Regions from separate parts of the Homo sapiens genome. Here region 1 is linked to region 2. The links are chromatin loops, found by intact Hi-C in ENCODE. Cell type or tissue: Caco-2. All regions are shown on one strand. Links, peaks and the distances in the headings refer to the core of each region. The heading gives the core; the rest is flanking DNA.

Region 1 (8,337 bases), core at 134-8,133, 55 kb before region 2:
ACTTACAGGGTGATGGCCCATTTTGTTTATGAACCCAGGCTTTCTGGTTTCTGAGTCTGTGTGGCCCTGACCATGGAGCTATATTGCTGCCATTCTCTTCATATGAATGAATGAATTAATGCACTTCGTTATCTGAGCACATGTTTGTCCGCTCAATAAGGTCGAGTCTCCACCCTCGTGGGACTAAGCTCAACTGAGAAACAGGTATTGTTCTTGAGTTGTGAGGAGGGCTGATGCAGCCGTGTAAATACAAATGCACACACCCCTTACTCACGTGCACGTTGGAGCCTGTGCGTATGTAGTTCTTCTTTCATCACTCTGCCCCACTTCGTGGCTCTGCTTACCTACATCCTATCGTGCCTCCCGCTTGTACCCCATCTTCTTTATAAAACCTTTCCTAGAAAAATCTCTCCATTGTTGCTCTCCTCCCTCCAATCTTCCTCTGTATCTCTGGACTCCCGTCACCTGTGGCCTAAGTCTATGCTTCCCAAATCCAATTTCCCTTAAGAAACAATTAGAAATGCTTAGGCCTCTCTCCTTTAAGTATGAGCCGCAGTAGGCTTAGTATGAGGCTATGGAATCTACCCGTTTAAAGTGATCTTCATGGCTGTGTGCGGTAGCTCACACTTGTAATCCTAGCACTTTGGTTGGCCAAGGCAGGAGGATTGCTTGAGCCCAGGAGTTTGAGACCAGCCTGGGCAATATAGCAAGACTCCAACTCTACAGAAATAAAAATTAAAAAAAATTAACCAGGTGTGGTGGTGCATGCCTATAGTCTCAGTTACTTAGGAGGCTGAGGGGGGAGGATCACTTGAGCCCAGGAGGTCAACGCTGCAGTGTGCCATGTTTGTGCCACTGCACTGCAGCCTGGGAGACAGAGTGAGACCCTGTCTCTAAAAAAATAAAAATAAAAAAAATCTGCATATGCTCTCTAGTCAGTTTTATGTATATAACACACCATTTAGTGCTTGGTATTCCCTTACATGGTTTCTTTTGTGAGAGTTTCTTTTCCGCAATGAGATTTTGAGCAATTTATAGAAGAGGGTTCTGTCTTTTCTTTTGTTGTAGCCCATTTTGCACTTATGTAGGTGACTGAACCCCATCTTTTGTCCTCTCAAAGCCTGTGTCTTGTCTGTGCACACTGCCTTCACTGAATTCAACAGGGGGACAAATAAGCCACTTCTCAGAAGGCAAGGGAATGAGCTCCTCTCACTTCAAGGCAATAAACCTCTTTTATCTGTTGAACTGGTCAAGCTCTTGGAATGAATGAAAGTCTATTATTAGAGAAAAGCCCAAAAGAGTTTTAATGCTTGATTCTTTATATACTGTGAAATAGGGCTTTCATTCACTTTCCCTCCACTAATATTTTGGCACAAGAGACCTCATGAAGGCTACCCGACCTTACCCCGAACTACCTCGTTAGCAACAGTGTCCTAGGAATACATTCTATTTTCTGAAAGACTTGTTAAGTTCGTATTAAAAAAAATAATAGGCCAGGCACGGTGGCTCACACCTGTAATCCCAGCACTTTGGGAGGCTGAGGCAGGTGGATCATGAGGTAAGGAGATTGAGACCATCCTGGCCAACATGGTGAAACCCCATCTCTACTAAAAATACAAAAATTAGCTGGGCATGGTGGTGCACACCTGTAGTCCTAGCTACTTGGGACGATGAGACAGGAGAATCGCTTGAACCCGGGAGGCGGAGATTTCAGTGAGCCAAGATCGAGCCACTGCACTCCAGCCTGGGGACAGAGCGAGACTTCATCTCAAAAAAAAAAAAAAAAAAAAAGAAATTTGTTTCTGCAGATGGAGGTGGAGGGTAGTGTCTTCTAAAAAAGCTCCTTGACTCGTGATCCCTGAATTTCTTCTCATTTGGTTCCCTCCTAACTCATTTCGCTCTCAAGGACAAGCTGCCTGGGGTGGGTGGGGCGCTAGGCAGCAGAGAATGGAAGCAGTTTCTCTAGATCTTCTAGGTTACAGCGACGCGGTGGGTCTCCACACTGTGAAGACTTGACGAGGACCTGGTGCCTCTTACCACTTAGCTGAGCTTGAGCAGGCTGTCACTGTACAGCCCCTTACAACCACCACTCCTACTGAGCCCTCTTCCTGCTTCCTTCCATCTCTTTGAGGTGGCTTTTAATTATCCCAAGGGTGAAGCGCTAAAATGGGATGTCTTAGGCCCCTCTTAGTTCTTGATAAACCATGAAATAGAACACGTAAAACCGTGTCACTACCGTGCTACTAAAAACCTAGCCAGACCACCTTAAGTGGAGTGACTATGGCTAATATCTTAACTTGATGTTTAAAAAACTGTGCGATTGTGAAGTTTTGATGTTTAGTGTTATTATAACTTTGGAATACTTAATTACTACCTTTTTTTCTTCAAAGAATTGAAAAACGTTGACAGATTAAATTAGGTGTTAAATAAATTCACTCGACTCTAGTGAAATGTGACAAGCAATTGTGACGCTCCATTTTAGCATTTTCTTTACATGAAAGACTTGGATGAATTAACTTAAAGGTGAAGTGATAAGAAAAATTAGAAATGCATAAAGATTTAGGCTTATCTCCATAATTGTGCAAGGTTCACATTTCTACTATTTATGTGTCCCCAGCTAGGTAAAGGCATAGAGTTCAGTGGAACAAAAGGAGTTTAATAGTAAAATTGTGCAGGCTGCCTGGCAAAGCCTCTCTCTCCTGTTTTCTCTAGCCGTGAGGTGTTCTGTTATTACATGCTTTAGTTTGTCCAAATAAACAACTTGTTATATGAAACTGTCATGGAAATCTTTTCTGCTGATAGAAACTTCACACTGTGGATTTTTACAAAGGTTGAAGTGATCTGCCAACATCAAATAAACAGGAATGGACTCTCATGGCTGAAATGAGAGTGGCCGTCTCCTCTTTCCGGAGGCACTGCCCAAACACAATCATCTTGGTGCATACTACCTATTAAATGAAGGGGAGCAAAGGCATCAGGTCTTCTTCTTGCTAACCTTTGTGCTTCCTCTATATGTTCTTACATTTGAAAAGTCTTCCTGACTTCTCTGGCATACACTTTCTATGTGATGTCATGTGGTATAAGACATGATCTTTCCTACTTGCCATGGCATGACATCATGTGATATGATGCGACTTTGTAGCCCTCTTCCCCTCTCCACGTCTTGCTATTGTCTAGTTGGACTAAGCAGAAAAGGCTTATGGATTGTGTGCCCTAGCTTCCTAGATGGGCTGGATTTTCTGTTTCCAATCTACTTCCGAGCTTTGCCATTCTCCAGCGCACACTGGCCTCCGGAAGCCATCTTCCACACCAGCCATCCAGCATAGCTCCGGGGGCGGAGGTAGGGACAGTACACAATGGGGGAGAAGGGAGTGTTTTAAACACCAAATGGCCACTAGTAATGCCCAGGGTACCTCATTTCTTCAGGGGTTGGAGATGCATTTTCTCCCCCTTGTGCCTTAAAAGAGCCCAGCTGACCCAGCCCTCCAAGAAGGCCTCCCTCCCGTGCCCCGCTGCCCTCATCAGCTGAGGCCGGCCAATGTCCAGCAGGCCCCGGGCCCAGAGCCTCTGGCCTGTCCGGCCAGCCCAAGCAGCCGCCAGCTGGCGCTCGTGAGCGCATGAAAGGAATCCGGATAATACAAGGCCTGGTGGAGAGGCGGGTGAGAGGAATGTGGCGGGAACACAGCACACCCTGCACGGTTCAAGCCAAGCTTTTGAAGAGTTTGACTCGTTTTAGAAAGCAAACAAAGTGCTCCAGCTATCAGCAATCTTTTATTTTGTCTGCTAGAGGAATGCCTTGCCAGTGTGGGCCGAGGACTGGGTGGTGATAAAGACACCAGTGTCCACCCTTGACTTGCCGAACGGAGTATGGACGGAGCATTCCTTTCTGCCCACTGAGCCCGGAAATAAAGAGCAGCTCTCTTCTTTATACAAAAAGCCAAAGGGGGTCTGGCAATGAGCATGCACAAGACTTGAAGTCTCGCTCACTGGTACCCCTGAGCTTTACAGGCACTAAGTATAAGTTCTCTTAACTTGCTGAAGGCCTGGCACCCTGTGATTTCAGACTTGACGATGTAGACAAGGGAGTGTTGCAAGGGTGTTCTTGAACCCAGGGCATGCAGTTCTCCTGATTCATGCTCTAACCTGCTTTTGGAGCTTCTGGTCTTAGGAGGGGTGGAGAGTAGTGACAAGAAGAAAGGCTGTGCCCTCCTGGCCCTAGCTGATAGAGGCCATGTCTTCCCCCAGTTTTCATTTTGCCATCTTAAAATCACTCTACATTTTCAAAAGTCATCACCTGTGCAGTTCTGGTCACCAGGCAAAAAAAAAAAACTGTCTTTCCTTTTTATCCAGACAGCTCTGTGCATTTTTTTTCTCTCCTCTCAAGCCCACTCTGGGACTCAGCTCCCTAACCATCCCCTCTCTGATGTGCCCCCTAATCTTTCCCACCCTGCTCTCTGCAAGTAAGTTCTGGCCTTCCTCACCCTAAAAACAGATTCACAGTTCCTTGTTCAAAAACCTGGAGGCCAGATGAGCTTGTGGAATTCAGAATATTTCAGATTTTAGAAAGAGATTTAGAGCATATACCACATATTACAAGACACTCCCAGTGAAATCCATGGCTGTGTCCCATGAGCAAAGGCATGCATGTTTCAGCAATTGAATCTACAAAGAGTCATGCCAAGTGGGTAAAAGAATACATATCACTCAGGCCAACTCCAATCAGGCTGTGCTGCTGAGTGAGCTATCAAAATACTCCAGATTTTTACATTTTGTTACTGTGGATGAGCAAATATGAGCCACAAACAACATTCTCTGGGTCTTCAGGATCTTCCCTTTGCCACCTCTCCTTCCCCAACACTGACCAAGTGCCCTCTATCTTTCACTTGCCATGACCAGAGAGTGGGTGGTCCAGCATCCTGGCCTCCTGCTCAGTCCTCCAGGCATCTGCTTCTGACCCCTGTTCCATCAATAACCATCAAAGCCATTGATGCATAGAATAGGAGTAGTGTTGAAATTACTAGAAAAAAGAAATGAAAAAGACTGGCAAAATACAAGCCTTGATGATGATGATGATGATCATGATGATAATTGAATTCAGCTGATAAAAAATCACTCTTGTCTAATGGCTGTCAGAGCTTCTAAGCACTAGCTCTCAATTTCTGCACCTACCTGTTGGTGGGCCTGTCCAGTGTGTGGCCTGGTGCAGGTCTGCAGAACACATTTTGAGGAGTCCTGCTCCAGGGGAACCCCCAGCCTCCATTGTCCAAGCCGGGGACTCTTCTCTGCCTGCCAACTCTATGATCTCCCCTCAACTCCTGAAACTCCTTGTTATTTCCCCTGTTATGAAATCAACTCCTTCGGTTTCCAAAGCAGTGGGCTCTTCTGGTTCTTCTACTTCTCTTGCCAATGTGTTTCAGTCTTCTTTTCAGGAGCCTTTCTTCAAGGTTCCATTCTCAGCTCCTTTTCCTTGTGTATTTTCTCCCTTATCTATCTCATGCTCTCCAATGACGTCTACTCTGATGACAATCACATCTCCCAACCTGTGTTCTGAGTTCCAAGCCCTCATTTTCTACTGCACCTAAATATTCCAGAGGCATGTCATAAGCTCCTTATAGTCAAATATTGGGATGATTAATTTTATGTGTCAACCTGGATAGGCCATGCATGCTACCCAGATATTTGATCAAACACTAGTCTAGACGTTGCTGTGAAGGTGTTTTAAAGAGGAGATAACATTTAAATCAGTAGACTTTGAGTAAAGTAGATACCCTCCACCATGTGGGTGGGCCTCATCTAATCAGATGAAGGCCTTCAGGGAAAAGAGACTGAGGTTCCCTGAAGAAGAGGGAATTCTGTTCCACCAGCCTTCAGACTCAAGCTGCAACATCAGCTCTTCCCAGGGTCCACATGCTGTGGGTCTACCCTGCAGATTTTGGACTTGGAGACAACTCCTTGAAAACAAACCAATCTTTTACTCTCTTTCTCTTTACACACACACACACACGTGTGTGCACGCACACACACACATAGATACACACATGTCCTGGAGAACCCTGATTAATACACCTATGAATGATAAATTCCCTTTAAAACAGTGTCTGTTTTAAACCATTCTCTTTCTATTTATGTCCCTACCAGTCACCTAGAATCAAAACCTCAGACTGATCTTTTATTTCTTTCTCCCACCTACTTCCCACATCCAATCAGCTGCCAAGGCACATCAATATTTAAATATCAATATTTAAGACATAAATCGCCTCCTTTTCATTCATCCACAAAGGGAGAGTCCCAACCACCACTCAGGCCTGATTGGTCATAGAATACATCCTCTTTTCTACAGTAATTAATCTGAGAACTTGACATGTAACTCAGAGTCAATCCAAGATCTTTTTGAGATTTGTATATGAAGCCTGGGAGAGAGACAACTTCTCTGTCTTTGGATCATAGACTGTAAATGTTTGCTCGGTGGTGAATATGTTTTTCTCCTTGTAGAGAGAGTCAATAGCAAGAGAGAATGAGTCCATGTGCAAAAAGAAGCAAAGGCATTTAGAGTGGAGAGATGGAGAGAACCCTAATCCTGTTGTCTGTGCCTCTGGATCTAGCCATGCCTGAAGTCTACTCTTAGACAACTCAGTTCAGAAGGCCATAAATACACCTTCCTGACTAACCTAGTATAAGTTAGATTTCTTTTACATGCAATGACAGTGTGCTGACTAACCCTCTACTGGAAAGTATTTTCCTAGAAGGCAAAGACTATACCTTATTCCTTTGCACCCCCTGTGGCAGCACATACAGGGTCTTGGAGATTATAGGCACTCAGTCAATATGCTGTGTTGAACTCCCAGCTTATCTTTAAGGTATTAGCTACATTGTGAACTTGTGTGTGGGAGGAGAGGGAGACATGACCAAAAGGAGCATTTTCTGTGGCTGCTATGATGGCAGAAATAGAAATGAGACTTATGTATTAGGAACATTCCAGGGTGATGGTGGTTTGAAGCATGGTGACCCAAAGGCGAAGCAGATCCACCCTTTTATTTCAGGTTCATTGATTTTAATCCACAGCTTTAACAATGAAAGGAAAAGCAACCCATATTTTCACTATTATGTGTGTGATAGCGGCAGTGTTTTGTCTACCTGTAGATCTGTATAAATATTTATATTACATTTCCTTGCCAGTTAACTAGTACTTGTTAATCCCTGCTGAGATTTCATTCACCCATCCACCAATACTTACTAATTGCCCAATATAATGCTAGGCACCTTGGGAGCTACAAAGATGAATAATACCTAGAGGCTGCCCTACTTCTTAAATACCTATTACAGTAGCAGCCAACGCGGCTGCAGGAAGATAAACTTGCGTTGGGGGAAAAAAATCACACCGTAAAGTTATGTAAGTTTCTATTTTAAAATCATCTGGTTCTAATTTACTAAATTTAATGCTTTAGAGCCAATGCCAAAGTGCTACATTTGATTTGTGGAAATACTTTAGCACATTTTTCCATCGTGCTCTTGTACAATATATTTACCACCCTTTTGTTATGGTTAGAAAGATTATGGACCTTAAAAAAAGCCCTCTTTATGAGCTTGCTGATATTTTGTCATAAAATGCCATAAGATGGAATAAGTCTAGTAAACAATAATATTCACTTAGGAGCATTCCACATGGTTTAGTTTTTTTTTTTCTTTTTAAATTTAACAAGGATATCCATCTGGAAAATGGATGTTTAAAAACTTTCACTATGCCAAACCACTTCTTTTCAGTGCAGACAGTATTTTTTTCGGGTGGGGGAGCGGGCAGGGATGGGGATGGATGTTTAAATAGCAGTCATACTGAGCTATACTGCTAACACAATGATAATGTTAATAGCAAAGGATAAAAGAATGTCATGGACCCAGAATTCCAAGAGGGAGCTTACAGAACATTCCAGCAAAATGGACTGAATGTAAGATATCAACCTAAGTGCCATTTCTGTACTGGCTCGGGGCCTGGCACAGGGCAGCCGGGAAGAGGCACAACTTGCCTCAGGTTGAGAGAGTTCCTGGGCTGCTTCCATCTCTCTCATCCTCCCTGACAGGCTCAGTCCACTGCTGTCATGGGTTCCAGTGACAGGCAAAGGCAGATGGATCCCAGGGCCCAGGAATGAACCATCACGACGTGGTCCCCCAGGCCCCGGGCCCCACCAGTTACCTGGCAGGGCAGTACGGCCACTGTCCTGTGGCCTATCATAGAAGAATCAAGATCTCATGCCAGCATTTTTGCTGAAGCCTCCCTGACAGGCTGCGGTTTAACCAATGAAGCCTGCCTCGAATTTTCACAGTGGCATTTGAAGCTCGAGT
Region 2 (8,337 bases), core at 279-8,278:
TTTCTTTGTTTTCTATCCCCCCCTCTCAGCTTTATCGAAGCATATTTGACAAATAAAAATTGTATATAGTTACAGTGTACAACATGATGCTTTGATATACATATACATTGTGAAATAATTACCACAACCAAGCTAATTGAAATATCTGTCACCTCACACCATGACCGTCTATGTGTGTGTGTGTGCGTGTTGAGAATATTTAAGATCTACTGTGGTAGCAAGTTTCAAGTATATATTAAATACAGTATTTTTAACCATGTCACCATGTTATTTATTAGATTCCCAAAACTTGTTCATCTTGTAACTGAAAATGTGTACTCTTTGACCAACATCTTTCCAATCCTCCCAGTCCCCCAACCCCTGGTAAGCACAGTTCTACTTTCTGCTTCTATGAGTCTGTCTTTTTTAGATGCCATATATAAAGTGAGATCATGTAGTATTTGTCTTTCTGTGCCTGGCTTATTTCACTCAGCATAATGTCCTCCAGGTTCATCCACATTGTCACAAATGACAGGACTTCCTTCTTCTTCAAGGCTGAATAGAATTCCATTGTGTAAGTGTGTGTGTGTGTGTATGTGTGTATGTGTGTGTGTGTATCACATTTTCTTTATCTGCTCATGTATTAGTAGAATCAACACTTAGGTTGATTCTATATCCTGGCTATTGTGAATAATGTTGTAATGAACATGGAGGTGCATAGAACTCTTTGAGGTACTGATTTCATTTCCTTTGGATATATACCCAGAAGTGGAGTTACTGCTACATATGATAATTGTATTTTTAAATTTTGAGGAACCTGCATGCTGTGTTCCATAACGACTATACCAGCTAATATGGTTTGGCTCTATGTCTCTACCCAAATCTCATGTTGAATTGTGATCTTCAGTGTTGGGGGAGGGGTCTGGTGGGAAATGTTGGATCATGGGGGTGGATTTCCCTTTTGCTGTTCTCGTGATAGTGAGTAAGTTCTCATGAGATCTGGTTGTTTGAGAGTGTGTAGCACTTCCCCCTTTGCTCTCTCCCTCTCCTGTTCCAGCCATATAGGATGTGCTGGCTTCCCTTTTGTCTTCTGCCATGATTCTAAGTTTCCTGAGGCCTCTGCAGCCATGTTTCCTGTACCGCCTGCAGAACTGTGAGCCCATCAAACCTCTTTTCTTTATAAATTACCCAGTCTTAGGTAGTTCTTTATAGCAATGTAAGAACGAACTAATATATCAGTTTACATTCCTACCAACAGTATACGTGGGTTCCCTTTTCCCATATCCTCACAACACTTATTAGTGTTTTTGATGATAGCCAACTGGGGTAAGATGATATCTCATTATGGTTTTGATCTGTATATCCCTGATGATTAGTGATACGGTTTGGCTGTGTCCCCACCCAAACCTCATCTTGAATTGTATCTCCCATAATTCCCACATGTTGTGAGAGGAATCTGGTGGGAGGTAATTGAATCATGGGGACGGGTCTTTCCCGTGCTGTTCTTATGGCAGTGAGTAAGTCTCACAAGATCTGATGGTTTTGTAAAGGGCAGTTCCACTACACAAGCTCTCTTGCCTGCTGCCATGAAAGACGTGCCTTTGCTCCTCCTTTGCCTTCTGCATTGACTGTGAGGCCTCCCCGGCCATGTGGAATGGTGAGTCCATTAAACCTCTTTTTCTATATAAATTACCCAGTCTTGGGTAGGTCTTTATTAGCAGTGTGAGAACAGACTAATACAATTAGTGATATTGCACACCTTTGTATGTACCTCTTGGCCATTTGTATGTCTTCTTTTGACAAATGTCTTTTCAGGTTCTCTGCCCATTTATTTAGCCAGATTATGTTTTATTGTTATTATTGTATGAGTGCGTTTTATTTTTCTGACTGTTAACCCATTATCAGATGGATGGTTTGCAAATATTTTCTCCCATTCTGTAGGGTGCGAGATATTTCTTAAGAAGATAATGGTAAGTCCTTCCACTCACTTGAGGAAAGTAAATTTCAGATTTGTAGTGGACACTGGGGTCCATGACCTGACACCCCACTTCAGGCTTAGTCAATCATTCTGTCAGCTATGGAAGGGTTGGCACCTAGCAGCTTGCTTCAGAGTCCCCTCTTGAGATTGTCCCCAGCTGAGGCACAGCACACCTCCTCCCTCGGGTGGCCTGTTTACAGTGACTGTCTAGGAAGGGGCATAAACTTCCAACTACCTTGCCTCAGTTCAGACAACATGGAAGGACATCCCAGCTTTGGAGGGCCTCTGTGACTTGCTGGGGTCTTTATCCTGATTTCAGCTTCCTCCTCTGCCTAATCCTGCTTCCTCTCTTGCCTTGACAGTTTCCCAGGAGCACTCTCCACAAACTTCCAGCATGCCAATCTCCATCTCAAAATTTGCTTCTCTGGGAATGCAACCTGTGGTGTTGCTCAATCAAACTGTTCCTGTAGACACATTACACCCACGTTAGGTGTGTGATGGACTGAATTGTGACCCCCACCCCAAATTCATGTTGAAACTTTAACACCAAGGAACTCCAAATGTGACTGTGTTTAGAGATAGGGTCTTCACAGAAGTAATTAAGTTAAAATGAGGTCACATGGGTGGGCCCTAATCCAATATGACAGGAGTCCTTATAAGAAGAGGAGATGAGGACACAGCCACCCACAGAGGGAAGACCACACAGGGAGAAGATGAAGGTCTACAAGTCAAGGAGAGAGGCTTCAGGAGAAATCAACCCTGCAGACACCTTATCTTGGACTTCCAGCCTCCAGAACTGTGAGAGAATAAATTTCTGTTGTTTAAGCCCCCACTCTGTGATACCTTGTCATGGCAGCCCAAGCAGATACAATAGGCGGATTTAGAGGTTCTTCGTTTTGATCCTGATTCTTTCACTTTTATACTTAAGGAACAACTCAGAAATCTGAACAGGTTAAATTCTCTTTTAAGTATAATGAAGCAGGATGGTAATTCTCACTACATAGTGTTTTCATATTCCCTACAATAGGTCAGGATAATCATGTTTTTAGAGAGGTGATAAAGAATATGCATTACCTCTCTTCATCACATCTCTCTGTTTACAGCATTTACTACAAACCTGAGGCAGATGTAAATACACGGTGTGGATAAGTACCTTGGAACTGCAGTGAACTTGCATTTAGTGGGAAAGAATGGCAAAATTTCCTTCCTTCCTTTCTTTCTTCCTTCCTTCCTTCCTTTCCTTCCTTCCTTTCCTTTCCTTTCCTTTCCTTTCCCTTCCTTCCTTCCTTCCTTCCTTCCTTCCTTCCTTCCTTCCTTTCTTTTCTTTCTTTCTCTTTTTTGAGACAAAGTCTTGCTCTATCACCCATGCTGGAGTGCAGTAGCGTGATCTGAGCTCACTGCAACCTTCACCTCCTGGGTTCAAGCAATTCTCCTGCCTCAGCCTCCGGAGTAGCTGGGATTACAGGTGCACATCACCATGCCCGGCTAATTTTTGTATTTTTAGTAGAGACATGGTTTCGCCATCTTGCCCAGGCTAGTCTTGAACTCCTGACCTCAGGCGGTCCACCCACCTCGGCCTCCCAAAGTGCTGGTATTATAGGCGTGAGCCACCACGCCCAGCCGATTTGGCTTTTTTTCTTTAGATAAACTATAACATGCCATGCCTGGCTGCAGGCTTCCTGCCCTAATGCAAAGGTGAAAAAGCTTTGCAGTTTAATTTGTTTTGTTTTTTTTTTTTTTTGGTTTTCATTTTTTTCTGAGCCAGCCCCTTTATTCTTTATTGTCTTCAGTGGAGCAATGGTAAATGTTTAACTACCAGCTCTTTGAAAATGAAATAAAACAGAACCATCCTGGGAAAAGAATGCTGCAGGGTGCCAGCCTCTCTGCAGCCAGGGACAGCTCTCCAGGTGTGAGGAGACCTCTCCGCCTTCCTCCTCACACTGATATTAGTGCAGTTCCCTCAGGGCTTGCTTTTATTTGCTGAGGCTTCTTGTAAGGGGTTTACTTTTAAGAGTATTTATGAGTTTAGCACAGGCTTCCCCAGTGAATTTTTCTGTCCATGCCTTCACTCATGGTGTCTTCATTGTCACCTCTGGAACCAGAAAAATCACAGCTTAAGGAAGTTCAGGTGAGTGACCAAGTCTAGCCCCATCCAGATTCCCAAGGCTCATTCTCCCACCAGGCCTTTCATTATGCTCTGTGTCTCTCATCTTCTCCCTTCAATGATTTCTTTTAGCTGCACTGACTTGACTTTTTATGTGCTATAAAACTCAGGAAGCTTCTTTTGAGGGCTTAGTACGTGCCAAACACAATTCTAAGCAACATGCATGTTTAATCATCACAAACCCTTTGAGGTCGGTACTATTCTCATTCTCATATTGTAGATGAAGAAACTGAGGCACAAAGAGGGTTAATAACTTGTTCAAGGCCCTATTACTCAATAGAGGCAAGACTGGGATTCAAACTAGGCAGTATGGCTTCTAGTCCGTATTTTTTTTTCTTTTCTTTTTTTTTTTTTGGAGACAGAGTCTCGCTTTGTCGCCTAGGTTGGAGTGCAGTGGTGCAATCACAGCTCACTGCAACCTCTGCCTCTGGGGTTCAAGCAATTCTCATGCCTCAGCCTTCTGAATAGCTGTTACTATAGGTGCGCACCACTACACCCAGCTAATTTTTCTATTTTTAGTAGAGATGGGGTTTCACTCTGTTGGTCAGGCTGCTCTCGAACTCCTGACCTCAACTTATCTGCCCGCCTTGACCTCCCAAAGTGCTGGGATTACAGGCATGAGCCACTGCACCCAGCCCCAGTCCATATTTTTAACCAGCATCCTACCTGAAAAAGAGCAGTAGGAATATATGTATGCGTAGTGTGAAGTGATGTGTGTGTGTGAGTGTGTGTATCTGTGTGTATGAAAAGTTAAAATAAAGTTTAATAATGGGGGAAAAAATCACCCAGAAGTCATGAAATTAAAGACCTCAAAGGCCCTTTTGACTCAACATAGATAATTCTAAAGCAAATTAAAAAATTGAGGTGGTGAAATTATATGGTTTTTAGGTTTAGAATTCCAAAAGTTGAGAATCAGCATGTATTGGAAATACCATAGAACTAATGTTAATTGCAGAGTTACAGCTGGAATGAAATACTGACTTGCTTCAGGGAATGTTTTATCTCCCTGTATCTCTCTGTTTTTGTCTCAGTTTAGTAATGTTGGCTGAGTAGGTATAAAAAATGAGAAGAGAGACATTTTTTGTTTCACTATTCATAGAGAAATTGGTATTTATATTGAATGGATTGAGAATTCACAAATAAATATAGTTTGTTCCAGTTTGGATTACTAATTTGGTTTGGTGGAAGCCTCTGAAGTATCCAGTTCTGTGACAGACTTTTGCCATAGAATCTAGTACTAGCGAGGATTGTTAAGAGGTCATTACCTTGACCTTAAAACATCACAGTAAGCGGGCTATTGTCCAAGATGGACGAATAGGAACAGCTCCAGTCTGCAGCTCCCAGCAAGATTGATGCAGAAGATGGGTGATTTCTGCATTTCCAACTGAGGCACCTGATTCATCTCACTGGGACCGGTTGGACAGTGGATGCAGCCCATGGAGGGTGAGCTGAAGCAGGGTGGGGCATTGCCTCATCAGGGAAATGCAAGGGGTTGGGGTATTTCCCTTTCCTAGCCAAGGGAAGCCATGACAGACTGTACCTGGAGAAACAGTACACTCCTGACCAAATACTGTGCTTTTCCCACAGTCTTAGCAACCAGCAGACAAGAAGATACCCTCCTGTGCCGGCTCAGTGGGTCCCACGCCCACAGAGCCTTGCTCACTGCTAGCGCTGCAGTCTGAGATCGACCTGCAACGCTGCAGCTTGAGGGGGGGAGGGGCATCTGCCATTGCTGAGGCTTGAGTAAACAAAGTGTCACAGTGAAAACAAAGAGGCCAGGAAGTACAAACTGGGCAGAGCCCACCACAGCTCAGTAAGGCCTACTACTTCTACAGATTCCACCTCTGGGGTCAGGGCATAGGAGAACAAAAGGCAGCAGACAGCTTCTGCAGACTTAAACGTCCCTGTCTGACAACTCTGAAGAGAGCAGCGGTTCTCTCAGCATGGCATTTGAGCTCCAAGAACGGACAGACTGCCTCCTCAAGTGGGTCCTTGACCCCTGTGTAGCCTGACTGGGAAACACTTCCCAGTAGGGGCCAACAGACACCTCAAACAGGTGAGTGCCCCCCTGGGACGAAGCTTCCAGAGGAAGGATCAGGCAGCAATATTTGCTGTTCTGCAGCCTCCGCTGGTGATACCCAGGCAAACAGGGTCTGGATTAGACCTCCAGCAAACTCCAACAGACCTGAAGCTGAGGGGTCTGTAAGAAGGAAAACTAACAAACGGAAAGGAATAGCATCAACATCAACAAAAAGGACATCCACACCGAAACTCCATCTGTAGGTCACCAATGTCAAAGTCCAAAGGTAGATAAAACCACAAAGATGGGGAGAAACCAGAGCAGAAAAGCTGAAAATTCCAAAAAAACAGAGTGCCTCTTCTCCTCCAAAGGATTGCAGCCCCTCACCAGCAAAGGAACAAAACGGGACAGAGAATGAGTTTGATGAGTTGACAGAAGTTGGCTTCAGAAGGTCTGTGATAACAAACTTCTCTGAGCTAAAGGAGCATGTTCTAACCCATTGCAAGGAAGCTAAAAACCTTGAAAAAAGATTAGATGAATGGCTAACTAGAATAAACAGTGTAGAGAAGACCTTAAATGACCTGATGGAGCTGAAAACCACGGCATGAGAACTTCATGACTCATGCACAAGATTCAATAGCCTATTCGATCAAGTGGAAGAAAGGATATCAGTGATTGAAGATCAAATTAATGAAATAAAGCAAGAAGAGAAGTTTAGAGAAAAAAAGAGTAAAAGGAAATGAACAAAGCCTCCAGGAAATATAAGACTATAAGAAAAGACCAAATCTACGTTTGATTGGTGTACCTGAAAGTGACGGGAAGAATGGAATCAAGTTGGAAAACACTCTTCAGGATATTATCCTGGAAAACTTCCTCAACCTAGCAAGGCAGGCCAACATTCAAATTCAGGAAATACAGAGAACACCACAAAGATACTCCTCAAGAAGAGTAACCCCAAGACACATAATTGTCAGATTCACCAAGGTTGAAATGAAAGAAAAAATGTTAAGGGCAGCCAGAGAGAAAGGTCGGGTTACCCACAAAGGGAAGCCCATCAGACTAACAGCGGATCTGTTGGCAGAAACCCTACAAGCCAGAAGAGAGTGGGGGCCAATATTCAACATTCTTAAAGAAAAGAATTTTCAACCCAGAATCTCATATCCAGCCAAACTAAGCTTCATAAGTGAAGGAGAAATAAAATCCTTTATAGACAAGCAAATGCTGAGAGATTTTGTCACTACCAGGCCTGCCTTATAAGAAGAGCTCCTGAAGGAAGCACTAAGCATGGAAAGGAATAACTGGTACTAGCCACTGCAAAAACATGCCAAATTGTAAAGACCATTGATGCTATGAAGAAACTGCATCAATTAACAGGCAAAATAATGAGCTAACATCAAAATGACAGGATCAAATTCACACATAACAATATTAATCTTAAGTGAAAATGGGCTAAATGCCCCAGTTAAAAGTCACGGACTGGCAAATTGGATAAAGAGTCAAGACCCATGGGTGTGCTGTATTCAGGAGACCCATTTCATGTGCAAAGACGCACATAGGCTCAAAATAAAGGGATGGAGGAAGATCTACCAAACAAATGGAAAGCAAAAAAAAGCAGGGGTTACAATCCTAGTCTCTGATAAAACAGACTTTAAACCAACAAAGATCAAAAGAGACAAAGAAGGCCACCACATAATGGTAAGGGGATCAATTCACCAAGAAGAGCTAACTATCCTAAATATATATGCACCCAATACAGGAGCAACCAGATTCATAAAGCAAGTCCTTAGAGATCTACAAAGAGACTTAGACTCCCACACAATAATAATGGGAGACTTTAAAACCCCACTGTCAGTATTAGACAGATCAATGAGACAGAAGGTTAACAAGGATATCGAGGGCTTGAACTCAGCTCTGCACCAAGTAGACCTAATAGACATCTACAGAACTCTCCACCCCAAATCAACAGAATATACATTCTTCTCAGCACCACATTGCACTTATTCTAAAATTGACCACTTAGTTGGAAGTAAAGCACTCCTCAGCAAATGTAAAAGAACAGAAACCACAACAAACTCTCCCTGACTACAGTGCAATCAAATTAGAACTCAGGATTAATAAACCCACTCAAAACCACACAACTACATGGAAACTGAACAACATGCTCCTGAATGACTACTGGGTAAGTAACGAAATGAA

Evidence for each region. Hi-C counts contacts between places; a loop is a spot of excess contacts. Peaks named below come from ENCODE experiments on the same cell type or tissue, not always from the same donor. Only the 100,000 strongest peaks of a DNase experiment are listed, where the experiment ranks them.
Region 1: it touches region 2 in a loop (5-fold over the local background); 5 of 110 quality-filtered maps call a loop at or near these places.

The regions. Positions count from the first base shown.
Region 1 is chr6:11,238,273-11,246,609 of GRCh38, forward strand. It overlaps a transcript of NEDD9 not described here. Among named protein-coding and RNA genes, the nearest start is that of NEDD9, 9.8 kb to the left of the region's middle. In Caco-2, for the core only: no CTCF peak of the experiment used is centred there; a DNase peak (open chromatin) is centred at 3,639.
Region 2 is chr6:11,293,450-11,301,786 of GRCh38, forward strand. It overlaps LOC105374925 (a long non-coding RNA gene), which reads left to right. Exons shown (of 6, transcript XR_001743967.2): 1 at 1-5,564. It also overlaps a transcript of NEDD9 not described here. Among named protein-coding and RNA genes, the nearest start is that of NEDD9, 65 kb to the left of the region's middle. RefSeq lists an enhancer at 5,140-5,897. In Caco-2, for the core only: no CTCF peak of the experiment used is centred there; a DNase peak (open chromatin) is centred at 3,872.